Regions from separate parts of the Homo sapiens genome. Here region 2 is linked to region 1. Evidence: read pairs that join two places in POLR2A ChIA-PET (ENCODE). Cell type or tissue: GM12878. All regions are shown on one strand. Links, peaks and the distances in the headings refer to the core of each region. The heading gives the core; the rest is flanking DNA. Region 1 has its middle 14 kb from the start of HMOX1. Region 2 overlaps TOM1 (target of myb1 membrane trafficking protein).

What was found. ChIA-PET counts read pairs that join two places held together with the same protein. Peaks named below come from ENCODE experiments on the same cell type or tissue, not always from the same donor. Only the 100,000 strongest peaks of a DNase experiment are listed, where the experiment ranks them.
Region 2: POLR2A ChIA-PET joins it to region 1 with 10 read pairs; 11 of 35 experiments call an interaction of 5 or more read pairs at or near these places.

What each region holds. Positions count from the first base shown.
Region 1 is chr22:35,362,433-35,371,521 of GRCh38, reverse strand. No RefSeq gene overlaps it. Among named protein-coding and RNA genes, the nearest start is that of HMOX1, 14 kb to the left of the region's middle. In GM12878, for the core only: a CTCF peak has its summit at 3,751; a DNase peak (open chromatin) is centred at 3,831; H3K4me3 peaks cover 426 bases.
Region 2 is chr22:35,304,412-35,313,500 of GRCh38, reverse strand. The region is part of intron 1 of TOM1 (target of myb1 membrane trafficking protein); the gene reads right to left. Among named protein-coding and RNA genes, the nearest start is that of TOM1, 9.1 kb to the right of the region's middle. RefSeq lists an enhancer at 2,100-2,379 and a silencer at 4,196-4,265. In GM12878, for the core only: no CTCF peak of the experiment used is centred there; DNase peaks (open chromatin) are centred at 780, 2,115, 3,720 and 4,710; H3K4me3 peaks cover 2,083 bases; H3K27ac peaks cover 5,824 bases.

The DNA of each region.
Region 1 (9,089 bases), core at 821-8,820:
CTCAGCCTCCCGAGTAGCTGGGATTACAGGCACCCATCACCATGCCCAGCTAATTTTTGTATTTTTAGTACAGATGGGGGTTTCACCATTTTGGCCAGGCAGGTCTTGAACTCCTGACCTCGTGATCCACCTGCCTCAGCCTCCCAAAGTGCTGTGATTACAGGTGTGAGCCACCGCACCCGGCCTTTTTTTTTTTTTTTTTTTTGACGAGTCTTGCTCTGTCGCCCAGGCTGGAGTGCAGTGGCGTGATTTCGGCTCACTGCAACCTGTCTCCCAGGTTCAAGCAATTTTCCTGCCTCATCCTCCCTAGTAGCTGGGATTACAGCTGTAATTATACCACATCCGGCTAATTTTTGTATTTTTTTAGTAGAGATGGGGTTTTATCATGTTGGCCAGGCTGGTCTCGAACTCCTGACCCCAGGTGATCCATCTGCCCATTATGGGAACTTCGATAGCTGCCTGGGAAGGTGGTGGTCGCTATTGAGTGATTTGAGATCTCCCTCAGCTCAATTCAGCCAATACTTGGTTGTCTTCCTGGGGCCTCAGTTTCCCCATGTTAAAAGTGGGGAATAAAGATAATTTCTCGTTCACTTAATGATATTCCCTGAGTCTATATCATCATCATCCTTGACTTATTTTTTTTTTTTTTTGCGATGGGGTCTCACTCTGTCACTCAGGCTGGAGTGCAGTGGCACGATCTCGGCTCACTGCAGCCTCCATCACCCGGGCTCAAGCGATCCTCCCACCCTAGCCTCCCAAGTAGCTAGGACCACAGGCCTGTGCCACCACGTCCACCTGGCTAATTTTTTTGTGTTTCTGATGGAGACAGGGTCTCACTATGTTGCCCAGGCTGGTCTCAAACTCCTTGGTCCCTTAAGTAATATAAAGATTTTTTTCTTTTGGAGAAAGAAGGTGCCATTTTCCCCCATTACCCAACAGGATTTGGAAGAGAGTTGCTCAGATAAGGAGATTAGCACAGAGTAGGCAGCTCTTGAACTCAAGAGGGAAATTTATAATTTTACTTGCCGCCTCCAAAGTTACCCTTGGCTTTGTCCTGTTAATGACAATGTCTGATTTGGAAGCCAGCCAGGGCAGAGAACCCCTTCAGCTCATGGCCATCAGGGGTTGGGATTCTGTCCTGGGGGGGTTCCTATGACCCTCAGGGCAGTCCCGTTTCCAGTGGCTGAGCTTGTGGCAAAGGGAACAAGCTATGTGGGGCTTTTCCCCATTTATCCCATGGGGGCAGTTTATCTGCCAGTGGCCTGGCTTCTGGCGCTGATGGCAGTTACCTAGGAGGGGATTCTGAGGGCAACCTGGGTGGGGCTGGAGGGCTTATAAAACAGCCAATAGTTGAGCCTCTCTCTGTTCCCTGCATTTCTCTGTCTCTTTATCCCTGTCCTCCTCATTCTGCTGTTGATTATAAAAGACCTGAGAAGGCTAATTTGAGGATTTCCTGCATAGAGGCACTGGATTCTTTTGGAGAAAGAAAGGCTGACTTTTGTAATTTTCTCCCAGTTCATTTTTAGGCCAAACAGTATTCAAAAGGAAAAGTGGCTTTTTGTTCCAAGATTTGGGTGATCAAACTTCCCAGTTTTTGAGAATGCAGGGGCATGTCCTGACATACGGTGACGTGATTACCCACCTGCAAAGAGAGAACAAAGCAGAAAAAAAAAACAGAAAAGAAGGCATCCTCTTATTTTCCTGTTATCCTTTCCTGAACAGGGCGTTCCTCATTCATCCTTAGGGTTTCGGAATGAACCAGTCTTACTGTGTACCCTTAACCTTGGCCCCATCTCATCATAATTACCCACTGAGAACAGAGGAGATACTGAAGTGAACCGGGGGCTCCCTCTTCATCCTTGGGGTTCCAGAATAAACCAGTTTAACCTGGCCTTCATCTGTGTTCTAATGGTCATCTGTTAGCCTGGGATCAGCCTTCATCTCTGTCCTGCGGGTATTTTTGTCTCCTGTGCCTGTGGCCTTGGGCCAGCCTATGTCCTTGTCTCCATCACCTTATAATGACCCTAGCTTGGAGCATGCTAGCAACAAAATGATTATCCATTTCTGATTCCCATTTCCCAAGTTCTTTTAGTATATGAGAAACCTGTTTTTCAGCCAGCTGCCTCAAGGGGGCTGGACTTCCTTCCCTTTGAATATGACCTTGAGGGTCTTTTTTTTTCTTTTTTTCTTTTTTCTTTTTTTTTTTTGTGACGGGGTTTCGCTCTGTTGCCCAGGCTGGAGTGCGGTGGCGCGATCTTGGGTGACTGCAAGCTCCGCCTCCCGGGTTCACACCATTCTCCTGCCTCAGCCTCCCGAGTAGCTGGGACTACAGGTGCCCGCGACCACGCCCGGCTAATTTTTTGTGTTTTTAGTAGAGACCAGGTTTCACTGTGTTAGCCAGGATGGTCTTGATCTCCTGACCTCGTGATCCGCCCTCCTCAGCCTCCCAAAGTGCTGGGATTCCAGGCTTGAGCCACCGTGCCCGGCCTGACCTTGAGGGTCTTGATGCATCTTGAGAAGGGCATGGAAGTGATTAGAGGAATAGAGGAAAATTTGTATTTGGGGTTCCTGGTCCTGCTGGGGTAACATGCAGAATGAATGCTTAAGGAGGACAGGACAATCCTTCAGTTACAGGAGGAGGTGGGAGGAAGCAAGAGGAATACTCAGGGAAAGCCTTCATCCACTTGCAAAAACAGCAGCCCTTGGATTCGAAAGGGCAACTTTTTTTTTTTTTTTTTTTTTTTTTTTGAGATGGAGCTTTGCTCTTGTTGCCCACACTGGAGTGCAATGGCCTGATCTTGGCTCATTGCAACTTCCGCCTCCCGGGAGGTGTTTGGTTGGGAGTGACCACAATGCAGGAGGTCAGGGACCCACCTGCCAAGGAAGGCAGGAAGGACCCTGGGCTCCAGGAAGAAGCCTGTTCCTTGGAGACCAGGGCAGGGAGAAGCCTCCTTGCAGGAGAGCTGGCAGGACGGGGCCCCTGGGCAGCTGGGCGTGGTCGGGGGAGTTGGCTAGGAATGGATGAGGAGAAGGTTGAGGGCAGGTTCTCCCTTTCTCTCCCTCCCAGCCGATGCCTGTAGCAGGGTCCTTCTGCCCAGAGCTCAGCCTCAGACCTGTGCAGGAAAGAGAAATGGAATTGGCTGGGAAAGCCCTCTCTGTGCCCCTGTGGAATATGGGGGAGGGATGAAGCTCAAGGTGGCTTTAGAGGCTGTTATGGGAATAACTGAATCCCCTCAAATTCATATGTTGAAACCCTAACCTGGAGTAACTCAGACTATTTGGAGATTGTATTAGGGCATTTATTTATTAATTTTATTCTTTTTTGAGATGGAGTCTCGCTCTGTCACCCAGGCTGGAGTGCAGTGGTGTGATCTCGGCTCACTGCAACCGCCGCCGAGTATCAAGTGATTCTCCTGCCTCAACCTCCCGAGTAGCTGGGATTACGGGCGCCCGCCACCATGCCTCGCTGATTTTTGTATTTTTAGGAAAGACTGGGTTTCACCATGTTGGCCAGGCTGGTCTCAAACTCCTGACCTCAGGTGATCTACCCACCTCGACCTCCCAAAGTGTTGGGATTACAGGCATGAACCACCACACCCCGCCCGTATTAGGGCCTTTAAAGAGATAATTAAATTAAAATGGGGCTGTTAGGGTGAACCCTAATCCAATATGACTGGTGTTCTTATAAGAAAAGATTAGGACACAGACAGGTACAGAAGGGAGGCCTTGTGAGGTCACAGGGAGAAGGTGGCCATCTGCAGGCTGGGGAGGGAGGCTTCTAAAGAAACCAACTGCTTGGCAAGGTGTTAGAGTGCTGGCAGCAGAGAATGGTTGGCTCATGGGTAGTAAGGGGAATTTACCAACAACAGTATAGGTTTGAAAAGGGAAGTTGTATTAGACAGAAAGAACGCTGCAGCAGAGTTCAGCGGGGCGCTTCAGCGAGAGGACTGGGCGTGCCAGGGTAGATTTTCCTTAGAGCCATTTATGGACCTTAAAGCGGGAACTTAAGGGTAATTTGGACCATGTTAGCCGCGTAGGTCACGGTACATGATTACATTTGTAAACATTTCAGTGCCTTGATGTCAGCAAGGGTTGCATGATGAGTTTCTATATGCATGCATTCCAGAGATGTAGAGAAATTCTAATTACTTATACATTTTTAAGAAAGAAGCCTGGCACCAGATGGCTGGCTTCAGATAACAGGAAAGTCTAATTACTTCTCCATTCCTCAGATAAGGAGTTCTGCCTCTGGATGGTTTGTTTGATGGCCACCAGGTGATCTTTGCTCTCATTACCAACCCTGCTAACACCTTGATCTCGGACTTCCAGTCTCCAAAAGTGTGAGAAATAAATTTCCATTATCCAAGCCCCTAGTCTGTGGTACTGTGTTACGGCGGCCCAAGCCAACTAGCACAGGGTCCCAGACTCTAAGACTGGGATTGGCTTTGAATAGAGGGGCTCATTCCAACTCTTCTTTCCTCTCTTCTCTCTTTCTCCCTTTTTATTTTGAAAAAATTTCAGACATACCAATGAGCTGAAAAGAATAGCACCATGAGGCCGGGCGCGGTGGCTCACGCCTGTAATCCCAGCACTTTGGGAGGCCGAGGCGGGCGGATCACGAGGTCAGGAGATGGAGACCATCCTGGCTAACACGGTGAAACCCCGTCTCTACTAAAAATACAAAAAATTAGCCAGGTGTGGTGGTGGGCACCTGTAGCCCCAGCTACTCAGGAGGCTGAGGCAGGAGAATGGCGTGAACCCGGGAGGCAGAGCTTGCAGTGAGCCAAGATTGCGCCACTGCACTCCAGCCTGGGTGACAGAGCGAGACTCTGGCTCAAAAAAAAAAAAAAAAAAAAAAAAAAAATTTAGCCGGGCGTGTTGGCGGGCGCCTGTAGTCCCAGCTACTCAGGAGGCTGAGGCAGGAGAATGGCATGAACCCAGGAGGCGGAGCTTGCAGTGAGCAGAGATCACGCCACTGCACTCCAGCCTGGACGACAGAGCAAGACTCCGTCTCAAAAAAAAAAAAAAAAAAAAAGAATAGAACCATGAACACACCAGTACACCCTCCACCCACATTGCCCATGGTCAGCAGTTTGCTATTTGGTTTTTCTCTTTCTCTCTTTTTTTTTCTTTTTTGTAGCATGTGTTAGAATTTCCTTAATTTGTAAGGCTGAATAATGTTTCCATGTGTGTATGTGTGTGTGTATTCATTTGTATACACACAACACATTTTGTTTATCCTTTCATCCATCAATGGACACGGGTTGCTTTTACCTTTTGGTCATTGTAAATAACGTTGCTATGCATATGGGTTCACAAATATCTGTTCATGTTCCTGTTTTCGATTCTTTTGGATGTATACCCAGAAGTGAAATTGCTTTTTTTTTTTTTGAGACAGGGTCTCACTCTGTCACCCAGGCTGGAGTGCAGTGGCACGATCTCGGCTCACTGCAATCTCCGCCTCCTGGGTTCAAGTGATTCTCCCTCCTCAACCTCCCACATAGCTGAGATTACAGGTGCCCGCCATCACACCCAGCTAATTTCGGAATTTTTAGTAGAGACAAGGTTTCACCATGTTGGCCAGGCTGGTCTCAAACCCCTGGCCTCGAGTGATCCACCCACCTTAGCCTCCCAGAGTCCTGGGATGACAGGCATGAGCCACCACGCCCAGCCTCTCACTTTCACGTTTATGTATTAATTTTTTCAGAGCCATTTGAGAGTAGGTTGTGGACATCATGACACTTCGCTCCTAAGAGCAAGGACATCAATCTATCTTATTATTTGCACATTAAGAAGATCACACAATATTCGTTACTCTCAGTCCAGTCACAATTCCTCAGTTATCTCCAAAACTGTTCTTTAGAGGTCTGCTCTCCCTTCACCCACCATCCAGTCATGTCTTTTGGGTGTGTTTCATGACTTTGACTTGAAGATTGTTTTACAGAGACAGATCAGCTGTCTTAAAAATGTCCCATATTCTAAATTTGTCTTTTTCCTCAAATTAGATTCTAGTTAACCATTTTTGGCAAGAATGCTCTATGGTGATATTAAAGCCCCTCAGTCCGGGCATGGCAGCTCACGCCTGTAATTCCAGCATTTTGGGAGGGTGAGGCGGGCGGATCATGAGGTCAGGAGTTCGAGACCAGCCTGGCCAACATGGTGAAACCCTGTCTCTACTAAAAATACAAAAAGTTAACTGGATGTGGTGGCATGTGCCTATAATCCCAGCTACTCAGGAGGCTGAGGTAGGAGAATCGCTTGAACCCAGGAGGCAGAGGTTGCAGTGAGCCAAGATTGAGCCACTGCACTCCAATCTGGGTAACAGAGCAAGACTCTATCTCAGGAAAAACAAAACCTCTCATAACGGAGGTGATGAAACCAAGGTCCAGCAAGTTGGTGGCAGAGTTTTGATGCATTTTGATACCAGATTATTATTTATTATTATTGGGCTGGGCTTGATGGCTTATGTCTGTAATCCCAGCGCTTTGGGATGCTGAGAGGGGGCAGAACGCTTTAGGCCAGGAGTTCGAGACCAGCCTGGCCAACATGGTGAAAACTCGTCTCTACTAAAAATACAAAAATTAGCTGGGTACGGGGGCATGGTGGTGCACAACTATAATCCCAACTATTCAGGAGGCTGAGGCATGAGGATTGCTTGAACCCGGGAGGCAGAGGTAGCAGTGAGCAGAGCTCGGAGCACTGTACTGCAGCCTGGGAGACAGGGAGACCCTGTTTCAAAAAAAAAAAAAAATATATATATATATATATATATATTATTTGATACAGGGTCAGCCAGGCTGTCACTCTTGTCACCCAGGCTGGGGTGCAGTAGTGCGATCTTGGCTCACTGCAACCTCCACTTCCTGGGCTCAGGTGATCCTCCCACCTCAGCCTCCTGAGTAGCTAGGACTACAGGCACGCACCACCATGCCTGGCTAATTTTTGTAATTTTTGTAGCGACGGTGTCTCACTATGTTGCCATGGCTCATCTTGAACTCCTGGGCTCAAGTGATCTGCCTGCCTTGGCCTCACAAAGTGCTAGGATTACAGGCATGACATAACGTTCCCAGACACTAGATTATTTGCTTGGATTCATGACTCACTGTTTATGTAGTAAAGGAGAAGTGCCTTTGTGTACAGCGGGAGACCCTTGCTAAACAAAGGGAAATGGGATCTTTTTTTTTTTTTGAGACAGAGTTTCGCTCTTGTCACCCAGGCTGGAGTGCAGTGGCACGATCTCTGCTCACTGCAACTTCCACCTCCCAGGTTCAATAGATTCTCCTGCCTCAGCCTCCCAAGTGGCTGTGATTATAGGCTCCTGCCACCACACCCAGCTAATTTTTGTATTTTTAGTAGAGAAGAGGTTTCATCATGTAGGCCAGGCTGGTCTCAAACTCCTGACCTCAGATGATCCACCCACCTCGGCCTCCCAAAGTGCTGGGATGACAGGCATGAGCCACCACACCTGGCTGGGATCTATTGATAGAAATGATACAGTTCCTTTCTTATAAGGCCTGGTGGCTAAAAACATCCCTAGACCTGGTTTTGAATCTCATTAATAACGGGCTGTGTGACCTGAGCAAGTCTTTCAATGTCTCTGGGGCCTCAGTTTTCTTATCTGTAAAATAGGAATAATAACAGTGAAGCTGTCTTCACAGGGTTAAGAAGAACTGAAGCTGTCCTCATAGTGTTAACAAAGATTCTGGACAGAAATATCGTTATAATTAATCAGGCTGCTCTTTGACCCACTTCCTCGTAACCGAAAGTCACGTAGCACTGGATACTGGCTGTTTGCATCTCCACTGTTCCTATTAGGATCGCTGACACTGGAATCATAAGGCTTTTTGATTAAGAATTGCTTAATGGCCAGGCGCAGTGGCTCAGGCCTGTAATCCTAGCATTTTGGGAGGCCAAGGCGCGCGGATCACCTGAGGTGGGGAGTTCGAGACCAGTCTGGCCAACATGGAGAAATCCGTCTCTACTAAAAATACAAAATTAGCTGGGCATGGTGGCGCATGCCTGTAATCCCACTACTCGGGAGGCTGAGGCAGGAGAATCACTTGAACCCGGGAGGCAGAGGTTGCGGTGAGCTGAGATCGCACCATTGCACTCCAGCCTGAGCAACAAAAGCGAAACTCCGTCTCAAAAAAAAAAAAAAAAAAAAAAAAAAAAGAATTGCTTAAGGCCAGGTGCAGAAGCTCATGCTTGTAATCCCAGCACTTTGAGAGCCCGAGGCAGGCAGATTGCTCGAGCCCAGGAGTCGGAGACCAGCCTGGGTAAGATGGCGAAACCTGGTCTCTACAAAACAATTAAAAACTTAGCCAGGCACTGTGGCACACCTGTGGTGGCAGCTACTCAGGAGACTGTGGTGGGAGGATCACTTGAGCCCAGGAAATTCAGGCTGCAGTGAGCCGAGATCACATCACTGCACTCCAGCCTGGGCAACAGAGCGAGACTCTGTCTTAAACAAACAGAAACAAATTGCTTAAGATGGCTCAATGCAGTGGCTCACGCCTGTAATCCCAGTACTTTGGAAGGCCAAGGCAGGCAGATCACTTGATCCCAGGAGTTTGAGATCAGCCTGGGCTATGTGGTGAAACCCTGACTCTACAAAAAGTACAAAAATTAGCTGGGTATGGTGGTGCCTGCCTGTAGTCTCAGCTACTAGGGAGGCTGATGCAGGAGGATCACCTCGGCTCAGGAAGGTCAAGGCTGCAGTGAGCCAAGATTGCACCACTGCACTCCAGCCAGAGATACAGTGTGAGACAGTGAGTATCTCAAAAAATAAAAAATAAAATAAAAAAGAATTAAGATGTTTTTCAGATCCCAAATTCCAGCAAAATAGCTTATGCCAAGTTAGAAGATCTTCACAGAGAAACGATGTCAGCATGAGAATACTGCTTCTTCATCTCCCTGTCTCATGATGACTTCACCCTGCACCCAGCCTAAGAGCCAATTTTAATTAGCTCCAATTTAGAGGAGGAAACAGAGGCTCAGCCGAGTACTCCATCTGGGACAGAGCCCCTTCTGTTCCCCGCAGTGGAAATTGGCAGGGCAGGAGACGTGGGTTGTGGTCCCACCTCTGCCAC
Region 2 (9,089 bases), core at 558-8,557, 58 kb after region 1:
CATCAGGAAAGGCTAGCAATGAGTAACCGAGCTACAATGACTATGACTTGGGCCAAGAGAAAGAATGAGTAGTCACCAAAGACACGCCACACCACGGGCAGGATCAGAGATGGGGGCCATGGTATGGTATCACCCCTTTCTTTCTTTTTTTTTTTTGAGACAGTCTCGTTCTGTCACCCAGGTTGGAGTACAGTGGCACGATCTTGGCTCACTGCAACCTCTGCCTCCCGGGTTTAAGCGATTCTCCTGCCTCAGCCTCCCGAGTAGCTGGGATTACAGGTACCTGCCAACACACCTGGCTAAGTTTTGTATTTTTAGTAGAGATGGGGCTTCACCATGTTGGTCAGGCTGGTCTCGAACTCCTGACCTCAAGTGATCCACCCGCCTTGGCCTCCCAAAGTGCTGGGATTACAGGTGTGAGCCACTGCCCACTGTGTCCGGCCAGTATCACCCCTTTCCACACCAGCCTTCTGGGAAGCAGCCTGGAGCCCGCTCGCTCCCATCCTGCACATTCCAACAGTCTCATGATCACTGAGACAGCTCTGGCTCAAGCTGCCACCTCCCCAGGCCTGCACTGTCACCTCCACGCTCTACTCAAACATAACTCCAAGCACAACTTCCTCTGTTTAAACATTGTCCATCACCCTCACTGCCTGAGGATCAAAAGCCTGAACTCTCCAGGGGCTGGCGTCAGCCACAGTCAGCTGTACCCCCTTCCTCTATGTGGCTTGCCCTCTCACGCCTCTGAGCTTCTGTCTGCAATGCCATTCCTCATTCAGTCAGGCTCATCCAGTTCACATGCTCATCTGGCACTCAGCATGCACCAGGCATGGGACTAATAAGCACGTCACACCCTCAGTCACCCGTCACCACAACCTTTAAGACAGAGGATGAATAAACTCAGGGGCATGGAGAAGGCAGCAATTTGCCTGCAGTCACACAGTTTGTGAGATGCACAGCAGATTCAAAGCCAGAGAAGTCTGGTTCTCAAGTCCATATTCATAACCACGATGCTATGTGCTTCTCAAACATTCTCAACACCTGTCCAGGCTACAGGGAGACGTCAGTGAGCAAATCCAGCAAGGTCCTGCCCCAGTGGTGGTTTACAGTCCAGTGGGAGGCCACAACTGACAATTCCAAAAGGTCGTTTCCATGGCAGGAAAGACCAGGTGCTGAGACAGTGCCAGGTGTGCTGATGAAGAGGAGGAATGAGTCAGCTGAACTCCTGAACTCCCCTTGTCTTTTTTTTTTTTTTTTGAGACGGAGTCTTGTTCTGTCGCCCAGGCTGGAGTACAGTGGTGCGATCTCGGCTCACTGCAACTTCCGTCTCCTGGGTTTAAGCAATTCTCTGCCTCAGCCCCCAAAGTAGCTGGGATTACAGGCGCCCGCCTAATTTTTTTTTGTATTTTTAGTAGAGATGAGGTTTCACCACCTTGGCCAGGCTGGTCTTGAACTCCTGACCTTGTGATCCACCCGCCTCGGCCTCCCAAAGTGCTGGGATTACAGGCGTGAGCCACCGTGCCCAGCCGAACTCCCCTCATCTTCTAAGCCCCACCCAGGGTTGGCTCCTCAGTGGTGCCTCCTTCTGGGTAGACCGTGTCACTCCTCATCCTGCACCATGACAATAACAACATCATGGAGAACAATGACAGCCATCATTCAGTGAAGAAGTGTCAGCCTGTGCAGGATGCTCGGAGGACCTCCATTTGTGTCACCTCCCCACATCCCCAACTGTCGTGGGGGCAGCCAATGTGCAGAGGTTTGTGACTTGCTAGATGCAAAGCCAGGCCTGCGTGCTCCAAACTTGTGTGCTCTCCACTCTGCTCTGTCCCTGTGAAGACTGCCTCTGCCTGCCTGGGGCAGACCTTCTGGGGCCCACCTTCTGGTGCAACAGAGCAGAGGGGGGCATTACATACTTTTGGAATGACCGACTGAGGCTCTGCACTGCCTAGGTGCTCAGTTCGATGCTGACTGCCCCTGCCTACCCTGCCTTCCCAGAACAACAATCACTGTATTTCACTGATTAGCCACCAGGCTAAGGACAGAACAAGAAAGAGTCTGGCTGTTTTGAGACATCGTGGAGCTGTCAAACCCACCCTGAAACTGCCAACCTTCAGGCTTCTTGCTAGGTAAACAAAGTGCGTTGTTGTGGTGGTTTCAGACTCTGCTGGTTGCGTTTCCTGTTACCTGCAGCTCAAAGTATTCGTGATTAATATTCCTCTTTAAGGAGTGAGGTCCAGCTGCCCTGGCCTTCCCACGGGACTGCTCCGCGGTGGACAACTACGGCATGGACCTGAAGGCACCGGGCTCCACTGAAGCCCTCGGGAGCCGGCACTGAGACCTGGCCCAGTCCTTCCTCCCACTCCCACTCACCAGCTCAGCTGATCGCCCGCAGCCACCCCATCACCCTCCTCAGGCTTCTGTGCTTCTGAACACACTGCCCTTCTTCCAGGAAGAAATGTGCTCCTCCCCACCTCAACTCGTGCTCCTAAGCCCAGATCAAAGGTCAGGTCTCCTGGTGGAGTCTGCCCTGACACCCCCCACCCCGCCAGGGCCTATTCCTTCCAGCTAGCAGCCAGTAGCATTTTCCACAGACCACAACTCTAAGCACTGCTTAGTGGAGTGATTAAAATAACTCTGTTGGGCGATCTCTTTGTTTCTACATCTCTCTCTCCCAGGAGTCTGTGAGCTCTTTAAGGGTGGCGGTTATAGCTCACAAATGGACTAACTGTCTACCCCAGATGGGACCTGGGCCATGATAAACCTGCAGTACCTGTTTGCTGAATGACTGAATGAAAGATGAGGCTGTATTCACCAGCACAATAAACCTTTATAACAGTGTAAATGAAACACCTCCACACTTGGGCACTCATTGATCCCTTACTAGCTATTGTGTGGAAATCCTAATCCTTCTTCCAACTTGCAATCCTCTGAATACATTTTTTTTTTGAGACAGAGTCTCACTGTTGCCCAGGCTGGAGTGCAGTGGCACGATCTCGGCTCACTGCAACCTCCAACTACTGGGTTGAAGTTCACCTGCCTCACTCGGCCTCCCGAGTAGCTGGGACTACAGGCGTGTGCCACCATGCCCAGCTAATTTTTGTATTTTTAGTAGAGACAGGGTTTCACCACATTGGCCAGGATGGTCTCGATCTCTTGACCTCGTGATCCACCCGTCTTGGCCTCCCAAAGTGCTGGGATTACAGGCGTGAGCCACCGTGACCCTTTGAATACTTTTAAAAAGTACCACGTCCCTCCTTAATCTGTCCTCCAACATCCTCAGGACCTGTGACCACTCCACTCTGATAATGATCTCCAGAGCCTTCACCCTATTCTGACCGACCCCTCTGGATATAGGCCAGCCATGCTGTCCATCTGGAAATGCAGTGTGGGAACCCACACGCCACATTTACCTGTCCTTGCTAGATACTGTATTTCTATTACTGTACTCAGTGACTATGTGAAATTTTTATTAACCCTACCATGTGGAGCTGACTCCAATAGTTGTGGAAGATGCTCCCCCTGGGCTCACAGCATTTAGCTTTTCTAGACCCCCTTGCAGCCAGAAGTAGCCCTGGGACTTCTGGCCACAGAGATGGAAGCGGGTGTCTCTTGGGCGGCTCCTGGGGAAGGTTTTGCTTTCTTGGTAACAGAGACACAGACAGTTGGTACTTTCACCTGTGCTTCCTACCGTGAGAATGCAAGCACGAGGATGAAACCAATGTGGTCAAGAAGGTTAGGCAGAAATACAGAAGAAGCCACTACTGAACGAATTCATTCTAGATGGACACAGATGTTGTCACTCAAAGGGAAACCCAGCAGGTCTCTCAGTTCTCTCTCTTTTTTTTTTTTTTTTTGAGATGGAGTCTCACTCTGTTGCCCAGGCTGGAGTGCTGTGGCACGATCTTGGCTCACTGCAACTTCCGCCTCACCGGTTCAAGCGATTCTCCTGTCTCAGCCTCCAGGGTAGCTGGGATTACAGGCGCCCACCACCACATCCAGCTAATGTTTGTATTTTTAGTAAAGATGGGGTTTTACCATGTTGGCCAGGCTGGTCTTGAACTCCTGACCTCAGGCGATCTGCCTGTCTTGGCCTCCCAAAGTGCTGGGATTACAGGTGTGAGCCACTGCGCCTGGCCTCTTTCAGTTCTAAGGGGGAATCGGTGAGATGGAAAAGTTGGGAGGATGGGATGCAGACACAGACAAATCCTGCCCAGACTCCAGCACCTACCAGCTGTGTGAGCCTGGGTAACTCCTCGGCCTCTCTGTGCCTCAGTTCCTCCTCTACAGAATAAAGATGACCAAAGCACTCACCTTCCAGGGATGTGTGAGGAGGAGTGTATACATTTCAAGCACCAAAATAAATGCTATCCTCTACAAACATATCAACCACAACATGATTGAGAATTTCAAGCACCCCATAAGAGATTTTTAAATCACAAATATGCAGAAGCTATTTTTTTTTCAGCCAGAAACTTGTCTTGAAAACTATTTTCCAAAGGAATAACTCTTTCCAGACCCAGCGTGGAAAGTTCCATCCATCTCCTAATTTGCTGAGCCACCCTTCCTCAAAACCCTGGCTGCCTCTCCCCTGTATTTTTTTTAACCATAAACCACAAGAGAAACCCTAAAATACCTTACAGAGGGTATTGCTTCCGCAACCCACAATGTTAAAGTCGATGTAACTAACTATAGTACCTAACAAAAGGAAATGTCAGTGAGATAAAGAAAGGTTTTCTAAAACTCCCCAGGTAAGAAGTGAGGCTGTGAAGGCAGAGGCTTGAAGTGGCTGGCTGAGGTACAGATGGCATTTGTTTTCACTCCCCACTTGGGAGTGTAAAAGGTATTGCTGACAATCTGGATGGTCAGGGGTGGAGTGGGCTTTGTATTAGTCAGGGATCTCTAGAGAAAAGGAACTAGGCTGGCTGTGGTAGCTCATGCCCGTAATCCTAGCACTTTGAGAGGCCAAGGCGGGAGGATCACGAGGTCAGGAGTTCAAGACCAGCCTGGCCAACATGGTGAAACTCTGCCTCTACAAAAAATATAAAAATTAGCCAGGTGTGGTGGCACGCGCCTGTAGTCCCAGCTACTCAGGAGGCTGAGGCAGGAGAATTGCTTAAACCTGGGAGGTGGAGGTTACAGTGAGCCAAGACTGCCCCACTGCACTCCAGCCTGGGAAACAGAGTGAGACTCCGTCTCAAAAAAAAAAGAAAAAAAAAAAAAAAGAGAAAAGGAACTAGCAGAAAGAAAGAGAGAGAGAGAGAGACAGACACACACACACACACAGGAGAAAGAGCGAGCGCTTAAGGAATTGGCTTATGCAGGTGTGAAGGCTTAGCAAGTTGAAAATCTGTAGGGTGAGCTGGCAGGCTGGAGATCCAGGAAACAGATGCTGTCCAAGTGCAAGGACAAGGGGAGCCTGCTGGCCAAGTTCCCTCTTGTTCTGGGGAGGTCAGTCTTTTTCCTATTCAGGCCTTCAACTGATTGGACGAGGCCCACCCATGTTATTGAGGGCAATACGCTTTACGCGGGTCTGGTGATTTAAATGTTAATCTCATCTAAGGCATACGTTCACAGAAACATCTAAAATAATGTTTGACCAACTATCTTTCTCCCCTGGCCTAGCCAAGTTGACACATAAAGTTAACCACTACAGGGTTTATACTGCACCAACACAAACAAGTTCAAACAGTAGACCCCTCTGTCTGTCCCTAAATTCTCTGTCTGTCTCAGCCCCTGTGGTCTGGCTGGTTCTTCTCTCCCCCTCCCTTCTCCCCTGGCTCCGTCCTTCCCTTCTGGGAAGACTCCAGGCTCCGTCCTTCCCTTCTCTACCTTCCCCAGCAGGAGCGAGGCCCAGTTCCCCTCCTCAGGGCTTGCACAGTGGTTCTCCACCGCACTTTGCAGTGCTCTATCAACTTCTAAGTTTCCCGTGTCCCTTGAGGAGGAGACCTGGGGGACACAGCCGGGAAGGGGCGGAGCTGGCACCTGAACCCAGCTCTTCTGATGCGGAGACTAAGCTGTGACCCCATTTCAGGCTGCTTACGTCCCAGTGATCAAAATGAGCTACCTGGGATCATGCCAGGTGGGCTCATGGGCAAACTTAAAGACATTTTTAGAGGGACATTAAATTTTTCCTCTCCTGCATTATTTACTTTAATGCAGGATAGGAAAAAAACACGAACATCAAAGCCATGATTTCATGGATATAATTATATAGGATGAGGTCAAATTTTAACAGATAAGCTAATGAAAAGAAAACCCTACGAAAATAATAATGAAGGTGGCATGGGGGTAGACACAAATCACAAATGAGCTACATGAAAGACAGAAGTTTGGAGGGCACTGGCCTAGATCAAGATCTCCTTAGTAAGGCAGTAAAGAGTTAAACTGTCCTGAATCCCCCTGCTTCTCATGGGGTGATGGCCTCAAGCTAATTAGGAGACACTGAGGGTTTGGGTTTTTTTTTTTCTAAAACCAGAAGAGTGGAAGTCTGGGACTATACTCTTATTTCTTTGAGCTCACTAAGGGAATAAAACCTATTCACCAGTTCTATCCATAGGGGAAGGCAAAGGCCTTAATTTCCAAGTAAGAATCTGCTCCTCCCCACAGCCTGAAACCTGACCTGTCTGTGAATGTGGTGGCCACCCAGCCAGTGACCGCTCATTTGCCAGGGACACAAAGACCATCACAAAGGCTGCACTGGAGTCAGAATCTTGGGCTGGCACTTAGCTTGGCTACTAACTTAGACTGGGTCCCAGGAATGATAACACCAGTGAAAAATCACAACAGCTAATAATTACAGAGACTTCCTGTCTGGCAGGAAGTGCTTTATAGCACAACAACACGACAGCCCTATCTGATAGGTGCTATTATTATCCTCATTGTACAGACGAGGACATTGAAGAACAGAGAGGTTAAGTAACTTGCTCCTGGTAACAAAGCTGTTGAGGACTGAACCAGGACTCAGACCATTCAGTCTGACTCAAGCTCACCCTGGGCTCTACTAATATGTGTACAGCTGATACAAAGCCCTTTCTAGACAAAGCTCTGTCATCCTCAAGACAGAAACTTGGGGATCTAATGTGGGTCCTGTACTTACGGATCAGGAAACAGAAGCTTCAAGATATTAGGGCTCACATGGGCACACTGTGGGGATAAGCACCCTCAAGCATCCCCAGTGTGGGTGCTCTGGTACCCCACTTTGAGGAACAGTGTGCTCCATCATTCTGCCTCTGGCCAGCTGCTCCGATTCAGAAGTCAGCAAACTATGAACCCATATGCCAAATTCAGTCTGTTTTGTATGGTACTCGAGCTACAGATGGTCTTTATATTTTTAAATAGTTGGGAAAAAAAAAAGCTGAAGAAGAATAATATTTCATGATATGTGAAAATTACGTGAAATTCAAATTTCATTGCCCATAAATATTTTTATTTATGCACAGTCATTCTCATTCATTTACCTATGGCCTATGTAGCTGCTTTTGTGCTATAATGGCAGAACTGGGTAGTTGCAGCAGAGACCATCTGGTTCACGAAGCCACAAGTATTTACTATCTGGCCCTTTATAGAAAAAGCTCACTGACCCTGGTCTAGTCTGCTAACCAACACAGGAATCCTCTTTATAGTCGCCCTCCCCACCCCGGCTTCTGCCTTCACAGCTCCAGTGGTGGGGAGCTCACTACTGAACAAGGCAGCCAGTTCCATCTTTGCAAGGCTCTGGGGATAGCTATTTATACTGAAACCGAACTGCTTATTCCTGTAACCACACACCATGCCCTTGGAGCCCTGCACATTCAGTTCTATCAGTCCTCCCCAGCACCCATCAGTTTTTTTTTTTTTTTTGAGATTGAGTCTCACTCTGTCACCAGGCTAGAGTGCAGCGGCGTGATCTTGGCTCACTGCAACCTTCGCCTCCCAGGTTCAAGTAATTTTCCTGCCTCAGCCTCCCAAGTTGCTGGGACTACAGGCGTGTGCCACCACGTCCAGCTAATTTTTGTATTTTTAGTAGAGACAGGGTTTCACCATGTTGGCCAGGATGGTCTCAATTTCTTGACCTCGTGATCCACCCGCCTCGGCCTCCCAACGTGCTGGGATTACAGGCGTGAGCCACCGTGCCTGGCCCGCCATCAGTTTCTTTCTTCCCTCTGGCATCAACCCTTCCCTGTCCCTATATATGACCTCTGTCGTTCCTTACCAATCCTCTGGGAAGCAGAGGGAGAATGACAGCACCTCTGTGTTGCCAATAGGGGAGATGGGCAATGGAGAGGGACCGTGACATAGTTAGGAGCAGAACCAGAGCTGGAACCAGGTGTCCCGCCTCCCAGCCTGGTGTCTCCTCAACATCGCTTAAGTGTCCACTTTCCAGCCCATCATTCCCCAACTGGCCCCCAAGGGCCTGAAGTGGTCTCTCACTTCTGTGATTCCTTCCTGTGGCTCCCCCGGCTTGGCTTTTGTGGATTCAAAGACAGCTCTCTCTGACTTTTTCACTTTTCCCCTCCAGGGCTCAGTCTTCAGGCTCTGGGCTCTTCTCCCCTCACACCCAGCTCCCACCACCCCAACCACTGAGGCTCATCCCCAGGGACTGCCCATATTTACCATCTCTGTTGTTTGCAACTTACTGTTGGCAATCAGCTAGGATTTGGACTCCAAGTGCTTAGGGGTAAGCTGACAGCCAGAAATGGAAAATGGGTTTCTTGATATCTGTCTATAAAACAGAGCCAGTAGGCCGGGTGCAGTGGCTCACGCCTGTAATCCCAGCACTTTGGGAGGCCGAGGTGGGTGGTTCATGAGGTCAGGAGATCGAGACCATCCTGGCTAACACGGTGAAACCCCGTCTCTACTAAAAATACAAAAAATTAGCCAGGTGTGGTGGCGGGTGCCTGTAGTCCCAGCTACTTGGGAGGCTGAGGCAGGAGAATGGCGTGAACCCGGGAGGTGGAGCTTGCAGTGAGCCGAGATCGCGCCACTGCACTCCCGCCTGGGCGACAGAGTGAGACTCTGTCTCATAAAAAACAAAAAACAAAAAACAAAACAGATCCAGTAAGATTTGTCTGCAGAGAATATCTGGAAAGGGTTTGAAATCCTTGAAA